2 separate regions of the Homo sapiens genome follow, and region 1 is linked to region 2. Evidence: read pairs that join two places in POLR2A ChIA-PET (ENCODE). Cell type or tissue: Panc1. All regions are shown on one strand.

Region 1 (4,000 bases), 70 kb before region 2:
GAGGACTGCTTGAGCTCAGGAGTTCCAGACCAGCCTGGGTAACATGGTGAGACCCTATCTCTATTAAAAAAATATAAAAATTGGCTGGGCGCGGTGGCTCACGCCTGTAATCCCAGCACTTTGGGAGGCCAAGGCAGCCAGATCATGAGGTCAGGAGGTCGCGACCATCCTGGCTAACACTGTGAAACCCCACCTCTACTAAAAATATAAAAAATTAGCCGGGCGTGGTGGTGGGCAGCTGTAGTCCCAGCTACTCGGGAGGCTGAGTCAGGAGAATGGTGTGAACCCGGAAGTCGGAGGTTGCAGTGAGCCAAGATCGCACCACTGCACTCTAGCCTGGGTGACAGAGCGAGACTCCGTCTTAAAAAAAAAAAAAATTAGGCCGGGCACGGTGACTCACACCTGTAATCCCAGCACTTTGGGAGGCTGAGGCGGACAGATCACCTGAGGTCAGGAGTTCGTGACCAGCCTGGCCAACACAGTGAAACCTGGTCTCTACTAAAAATACAAAAATCAGCCAGGTGTGGTGGCGGGCACCTGTACTCCCAGCTACTCAGGAGGCTCAGGCAGGAGAATCACTTGAACCTGGGAGGTGGAGGTTGCAGAGAGCCAAGATCGAGCCACTTCACTCCAGCCTGGGCGACAGAGTGAGACTCCATCTCAAAAAAAAAAAAATTAGGCGTGGTGGCTTGTGCCTGTCGTCCTAGCTACTTGGGAGACTAAGGTGGAAGGATCACCCTAGCCCAGGAGTTCAAGGTTGCAGTGAGCTGTGATTGAGCCATTGCATTCCAGCCTGGGCAAGAGTGAGACCCTATCTCCAAAAGGAAAGAGAGAAACGAAGTCCTGTCCCTATCAGCAGCCACTCCACATCCTGCACCCCAGCCTCTGGCACTACGCGTCCCCTTCCTGTCTCTGAATTATCCTGTTCTAGACATTTCTTAGAAATGGGATCACACACTGTGTGGCCTTTTGTGTCTGGCGTCTCTCACTGAATGTGGCGTCCTCAAGGTGCATCCACGCTGTGGCCTGTGTCAGAGCCTCGCTCCTTTTCATGGCTGAGTATGTCCCATCGTGTGGATGGGCGTTTGTCCGTTCATCCATTGAAGGCGTCTGGGCTGCTTCCACCTTCTGGCTCCTGGGGACATCCGTGTAGAAGTGATGGTGTGGATGCGTGCTCATTTTTCGGGCAGATACCTAAGAGTGGCGTGGCCGGGTCATCTGGAAACTCAGTGAAGAGCTGTCAGGCTTTTCCAACATGGCTGTTCCATCTTACATCCCAACCATGATGACGGTGTGTTGGGTTGGGTGCTTGTCATCCTGTAGTGTGACCTCATGTGACACACAGGGCAACCCATTGGTGGGTGTCCTTATGTCCTGGAGAGGATGAGTTGCCGGCGCTTGTCCATGGCAGGCTGAGAGCAGAGCCCCGTGTCTGAGAGCAGGTCTGTGTTTACCTGGCTGCCTTGTTGCGAGCTCTCCAGTCGGGTTATGCCCAAGCAGCTGTTAGGGCCTGGCCCCAGATCTTAGAACGAGACCCCTTCCCAGTCTGGCCCTGCTGCTGTAACCCCAAGGTGGAAGAAGATTGCTTTTAGGGCTGTCCCTCACATACCTGTTCTCCGTGGGGTCTTTTCTCAAGAATGTGACCTAAATTCCATGTCTGGAATGTTCTGGACATGTGAGCCATCCTCCCAGAGCCGGGGCCCAAAGCCCTGTAGGTAGTAGCGTTTGTACCCGAACTCAGCGTCTGCTGTGCCTGACGCTGCCAGGGCCTACGGTGGGGAGGATTCAGAGGGGACCGGGGTTGGGGGTCTGGAGCAAGGATCCGATGTGGAGGCTGGGGCTAGGGCCAGGGTGTGAGGATCGGGGCCAGTGCTCTGGGTCTGGCTGGCGCCCAGATCTAGGGGCCAGTTGTGGGGTGCTGGGGTCTGGGATGAAGGTCTGGGGTCACGCCAGGGTTGGGGTCTGGGGCTGGGGCCAGGGCCTGCCTGGGTTTGGGGTCAGGGCCGTGTTGGGGTCTGGGGCTGGGGTCGCGACCTGAAGCTGGGGCTGGGACTGGGTTTGGGTCTGCGGCCGAGGCCTGGGTTTGGGGTCTGGGGTCCGCCCGGGGCGCCGACCGTCCCGCCTCCCCGCAGCCCGAGCGGGAAGAAGTTCCGCAGCAAGCCGCAGCTGGCGCGCTACCTGGGCGGCTCCATGGACCTGAGCACCTTCGACTTCCGCACGGGCAAGATGCTGATGAGCAAGATGAACAAGAGCCGCCAGCGCGTGCGCTACGACTCCTCCAACCAGGTCAAGGTGAGTGGTGGCGTCACGCAGGTGACGTCGGCGCGGGGCGTTCTAGGCGGGGACGCGGCCATGACGTGAGCTGCAGGCGACACAGCCCGGCGTCCTGAGCGCAGGAGGTCACAGCGGGCGGAGGGCACAGAGCGGAAGGCGCAGGCCACAGGGTGCAGAGCGCAAGGCGCATGGCGAGGACGCGGCCCGCGGCGGGCGTTCCAGAGCCGGCCGGACCGACCCTGCGGGAGCGGCCTCCCCGGACCGTGGGGGTCCTGGCGGGCGCGGGGGACACGAGGGGCGCCGGCAAAGCAGGGGGTCACCCGGGCCCCGCACCCCCTGAGGCTCCGCGCCGCCGGGGCGCCCCCAGGCCGGACTGCATATCCTTCCTCCCGCAGGGCAAGCCCGACCTGAACACGGCGCTGCCCGTGCGCCAGACGGCGTCCATCTTCAAGCAGCCGGTGACCAAGATTACCAACCACCCCAGCAACAAGGTCAAGAGCGACCCGCAGAAGGCGGTGGACCAGCCGCGCCAGGTGAGCTCAACGCACAGCGACCCCAGCCTTCCCGGCCGGGTTGTTCACTTTGGTGGGTGGACGTTTGGAATGAGGTCGTACGTGGAGCGGACGTAGTGAGCGCAGGAGTTCCAGGCTAGCCTGGGCAACATGACGAGGCAAAAAACAAGTAAAAAATTAGCTGGACGTGGTGGCGCCCGCCTGTGGTCCCAGCTTCTGGGGAGGCTGAGGTGGGAGGATTGCTTGAGCCCAGGAGGCTGAGGCTGCAGTGAGCTATGATCACACCACTGCACTCCAGCCTGGGGGCAGAGCAAGACCCAGTCCTGCGGTCCCCTCTTGGAATGTGCAGGGTATTGGTGCCAGGATACGCCCCACCCTCAACCCCCAGATACCAAAATCTGGGGATGTTCAGGCCCCTCAGAAAATGGTCTAGTATGGCCTCACGCGGTGACTCACGCCTGTAATCCCAGCACTTTGGGAGGCCGAGGCAGGTGGATCACCTGAGAGGTCAGGAGTTTGAGACCAGGCTGACCCAACATGGTGAAACCCCGTCTCTACTAAAAATACAAAAATTAGCTGGGCGTGGTGGTGTGCGCCTGTAATCCCAGCTACCCGGGAGGCTGAGGCAGGAGAATCACTTGAACCCGGGAGGTGGAGGTTGCAGTGAGCCGAGATGACACCACTGCACTCCTGCCTGGGCGACAGAGCGAGACCCGGTCTCAAAAATAAAATAAAAATATTTTTAAAAAATGGAAATGGTCTAATGTTTGCACGTTACCTGCAGGTATTTTCTAGCTTGCTCATGAGGTGTGGATGCTTGTGACGTTCCTTGTGTGTGTTTTATTCATTTTTTTAAGTTTTTCACTTTCGAGACAGGGTTTCTGTATGTTGCCCAGGCTGGTCTCAGGCTCCTGGCCTCAAGTGATCCTCCCACCTTGGCCTCCAAAACTGTGGGGATTACAGGTGTGAGCCAACTCACCTGGCCAGTTGTTGTATTTATTTATTTTTTTTCCCCCCAAATATTTTCAGTCTGCCGCTGGTTGGGTGTGTGGTTATGGAACCCACAGATACAGGGGGTTGACTGCCCATATGTGACTGTGTAACCTACTTCTTAAAAACCTGAGAACCGTGTGTATTTTCTTTTTGTTTTTTCTTTTTTTTTTTTTTTTTTTTGTGACAGAGTCTCGCTCTGTCACCCAGGCTGGAGTGCAGTG
Region 2 (4,000 bases):
AGCCTGGGCAACAGGGGGAGACCCCCAACTCTACAAAAAATATAAAAATTAGCCAGGCATGGTGATGCATGTCTGTAGTCCCAGCTACTTGGAAGGCTGAGGTAGGAGCATCTCTTGAGCCCAGGAGTTTGAGACCAGCCTGGGTCGGGACAACATAGCAAGATCCTGTCACTACTAAAGATCAAAAAAATTAGCCAGATGTGATGGCATGCATCTGTAGTCCCAGCTACATGGGAGGCTGAGGTGGGAGGATCGCTTGAGCCCAGGAGGTCAAGGCTGCAGTGAGCTGTGATTGCACCACTGCACCCCAGCCTGAGCGACAGAGCAAGACCCTGTCTCAAAAAAAAGTAAAAAAAGAAAGAAAAGGACAGAAAGATAAAAAGAAAAAAAAGAAATCTGGCCCCTTCCATTTGCTGCCGTCTGTCAGCATCTGCTTGAGACAGTGCATCTCTTCGAGCAGTCAAGAAAGTCCAGCCTACCTCAACTCACGCCATCCCTGGAGCCCACCCCAGCCACGGGAAACCACCTTTTCCTCTAATGGCCCAGTTCAAGTCCCAGGGCAGGCTCTCATTGGCCCACTTGGGTCACATGGTCATCCCCCAGCCAATCCCCGTCTCTAGGAGATGGAATTATCTGTTTGGCCAAGCATGGGTTACGTCATACACAATGGAGGAGGTGGGCCAGTCCACCTGATCCACGTCGCCTGAAAGTGACAGAACAGGTGGTTTTCAGCACGTGAAGGTGGAGGGGAAGGGGCACCCTGGGGAGGCCATGTCACAGGCCTGGAGCCTGGGCAGTGGGGTAAGAAAGCAAGAGGTCTCTTCCAGGAATTCTGGACGGTGCCCGGGGCACTGGGTGCCTGCAGGGAACAGATTCCGAGCGTGCACAAGAAACCGGCACAGAATGAGGACCGGGCGAGCAGCGGCCAAGGAGGGTCCAGGGCCCTGAGTCCCATGGGGTGACTCCAGCCGGGGAGGGTCCCAACTCTGCGTGGCCCCTGCTGGTGCCCAGGAACAGACGGACAGCCCCAGGGACCGGGGGGTCCAGGGGTCTGTGGGGCAGGGATGGGGAGGCCCCACCCAGTCCACGCAGGAGGTTGAGGTATCCTGGGACCACCGTGTCCTAGGTTTTGCATTTTTAGTAGAGACGGGGTTTCACCTTGCTGGTCAGGCTGCTCTCGAACTCCTGACCTCAGGTGATCCACTGGCCTTGGATCCCCAAAGTGCTGGGATTACAGGCGTGAGCCACCGTGCCCAGCCCAGTGTCTGCAATTTGATGAGTTTGCACATATGCAGTCACCACACTCAAGATGACAGGCCTACCTGTCACTTCCCGAGGTCCCTTGTGTCCCACTGTTTTTGTTCTTTTATGGTAAGAACCCTTACCATGAAATCTACCCTGTGAACACAGTTTGAAGTGTGGGGTACCATACTGTTCACTGTAGCCCAGTCACACAGCAGATCGCGGCATTCCTTAAGCCTCAAGGCCATACAACCATGAAGGAAATGGAACCTAATTGATCCACATCCGCCGGGACCCGCGTCTCAGTCTCCCCTCTAGCCCTGACGCTGCCTCAAGGAGGGGGTCCAGGCTGAAATTCAGAGTAGGGGGACTCGGCTGATTCCTGGGTCAGGGTCCAGGCAAGGGCAGGGGAATGTAGTAAGCTGGGACCCCGCCCAACTGGGACCCCAGGAGCCTCTGAGCCTCAGCAGCCACCCCCTCCACCTACACCGGGTGTCTTAGGCTGAGCTCCCAGCCTCCTCCTAGGGACATCCAGAGGACAGAGGTGGGAGACGGTAGGGGACAAGAACTGGGGGTGGGGGGCAGCCCTCCACATCTTCACCACCACCTCTGCCAATCTTGCCAGCTCTAGAGCCCCCACGCAGGGTGCAGTGGCTGCGGTATGCACTCCCAGGAGGGAACAGGGGCTGCGGGGTACACTTTCCATAGAACTCAGTGCCTACTGTATGCGCTCCCTGCAGGAGACAGCGCCTTATGTATACCTTCCTTGCAGGATGCAGCACCTGCTGTATACCTTCCTTGCAGGATGCAGCACCTGCTGTATATACTCTCTACAGGATGCAGTGACTGCTGTATGCACTCCTCTGAAGGTGCCATATCTACTGTATACACTCCTTTGCAGGGCAGAGTCTACTCTATGCATTTCTACAAGATGCAGCACCTGCTGTATACCCTTCCTGCAGAGCATAATGCCTGCTGTGTGTGCTCCCTGTGGGCGCTGTGCTTTCTGTATACCTTCCCTGCGGGGCACAGGGCCTGCTGTCTGCACTCCCAGTGGAGCTCTGTGGACTGGACATCTGGGAATGGGGCACATCTGAGGAGGATACAATTGTCCTAATGACACATTGACACATGTCCTGAGCTGACTTCTTTCTTTCTTTCTTTCCTTTTTTTTTTTTTTTTTTTTTTTTGAGACGGAGTCTCGCCTGTCTCCCAGGCTGGAGTGCAGTGGCGTGATCTCGGCTCACTGCCACCTCTGCCTCCCGGGTTTAAGCGATTCTCGTGCCTCAGTCTTCCGAGTAGCTGGGATTACAGGCACTCACCGCCATGCCTGGCTAAGTTTTATATTTTTAGTAGATACTGGGTTTCACCATGTTGTCCAAGCTGGCTTCAAACTCCTGACCTCAGGTGATCCGCCTGCCTCGGCCTCCCACAGTGCTGGGATTCCAGGCATGAGGCGCCGCGCCCGGCCTGCCCTTCTCTCTTGACCCCTTCAGTGAGGGCCTTCTTGACATCCCCGCAACCACCACCCCCCAACCTGGGGCCATCAGTGGTGGGCCTGGGCTATTTTCTCCAATAGTCCAGGTCAGAAGGTGGGGGGTCATACATTCCAGGGGGCTGCCTTACCCGCTGGCCTGGGACTGGCTGGGTTGTTCACAGCTGTGCACACAGTAGGTGCTCAATAAATGGCATATGGGTGGCTCTGCTGACATGCTACAGGCTGGAGGGCAGACTGAGTTGGACCAGCAACACCCTGTATGTCCCCAGCAAACCTCTCTCCCTGTGGTCAGCGCTGTGGGACAGCAGGGTGGGCTTCCTGGAGGAGGGGGTGCTCAGACCGAGCCTGGGTGGAGCCCAGGGAGCAGGACAGTCCCTCCACCCCCTCCTTTAGTGCCCCAGTCCCTCAGCCCGCCCGCCAGGGGGCGCCGTGGGGCGACACCAGAAACTGGTGGAGCCCAGAACCCAGGGCCTGGTCTCATCCCTGCGTGGGTGGGCACGGGGCGGCTCACAGACGCCCGGCGGGAAAGGGTGGGGTGGGGGGAGTCCCGGGGTGCCCCCTCGCGTTGCCGGTCCGCGCAGAGCCGGATTCCAGATGGAAGGTTCGCGGTGGAGATCCCTGCCGGGCCCACTGCTGGGATGGGGAAACTGAGGCCGGAGAGGGTGTGGCCGCGGCTGTGAGGGAGAGGGACCGCCTGGACCCGGGTCTGGCTCTGAAGCCCCGCTGGCAGCCCCGGGGCCCGGCAGGGAGGGCGGGAGGCGGGGTGGGGCGCGTCCCCTGGTGACAGCAGCGCCCGGGAATGCGCCAGCTGGGAGGGTCTCTCCGCCCCCCGCGCGCGGCCCACGGGGCCGAGCCTCTCCCCAGTGCGCTGGGGCCCTGCGCTGGGGGTGACCGGGACCTGGGTCGGGGAACCCCCGGATGGGAGCCCAGGCGCGCCAGGGTCCCCATCCACGAGCAGGTCGACCCCCCGCGAGAGGGGTGAGGGGCAGGACCAGGGGAGGGGGCTGTGACCGGGGATGGGGACGCCGGTGGGACGCAATCCGGGCGTCGGCGGGGTAGGGGCAGCGCCCGGGACTCCCAGACCCAGGGCGGGGTGACCTCGGTTCGCGCACATTCCCGGGCCCTGAGCGCGGCGCCCGGAATAGCAGCCCCGGGGCAGAGGAGGGCGGTCAGTCCCCGCGCCGCGCCCCCGCCCGAGCCTGCCAAGGTCACCCGGACCCGGGCGCCCGACACCAGCCTGCGGCTCCGGGACCCCTGCGC

Evidence for each region. Peaks named below come from ENCODE experiments on the same cell type or tissue, not always from the same donor. Only the 100,000 strongest peaks of a DNase experiment are listed, where the experiment ranks them.
Region 1: POLR2A ChIA-PET joins it to region 2 with 6 read pairs; 6 of 35 experiments call an interaction of 5 or more read pairs at or near these places.

What each region holds. Positions count from the first base shown.
Region 1 is chr19:1,583,347-1,587,346 of GRCh38, reverse strand. MBD3 (methyl-CpG binding domain protein 3) reads left to right here. Exons shown (of 7, transcript NM_001281453.2): 2 at 2,133-2,292; 3 at 2,670-2,807. Among named protein-coding and RNA genes, the nearest start is that of MBD3, 7.5 kb to the left of the region's middle. RefSeq lists enhancers at 1,817-2,427, 2,428-3,039. In Panc1, no CTCF peak of the experiment used is centred here; no DNase peak of the experiment used is centred here.
Region 2 is chr19:1,513,187-1,517,186 of GRCh38, reverse strand. No RefSeq gene overlaps it. Among named protein-coding and RNA genes, the nearest start is that of ADAMTSL5, 2.2 kb to the right of the region's middle. RefSeq lists silencers at 3,055-3,134, 3,974-4,000. In Panc1, a CTCF peak has its summit at 3,162 (motif pointing right); no DNase peak of the experiment used is centred here; H3K4me3 peaks cover 821 bases.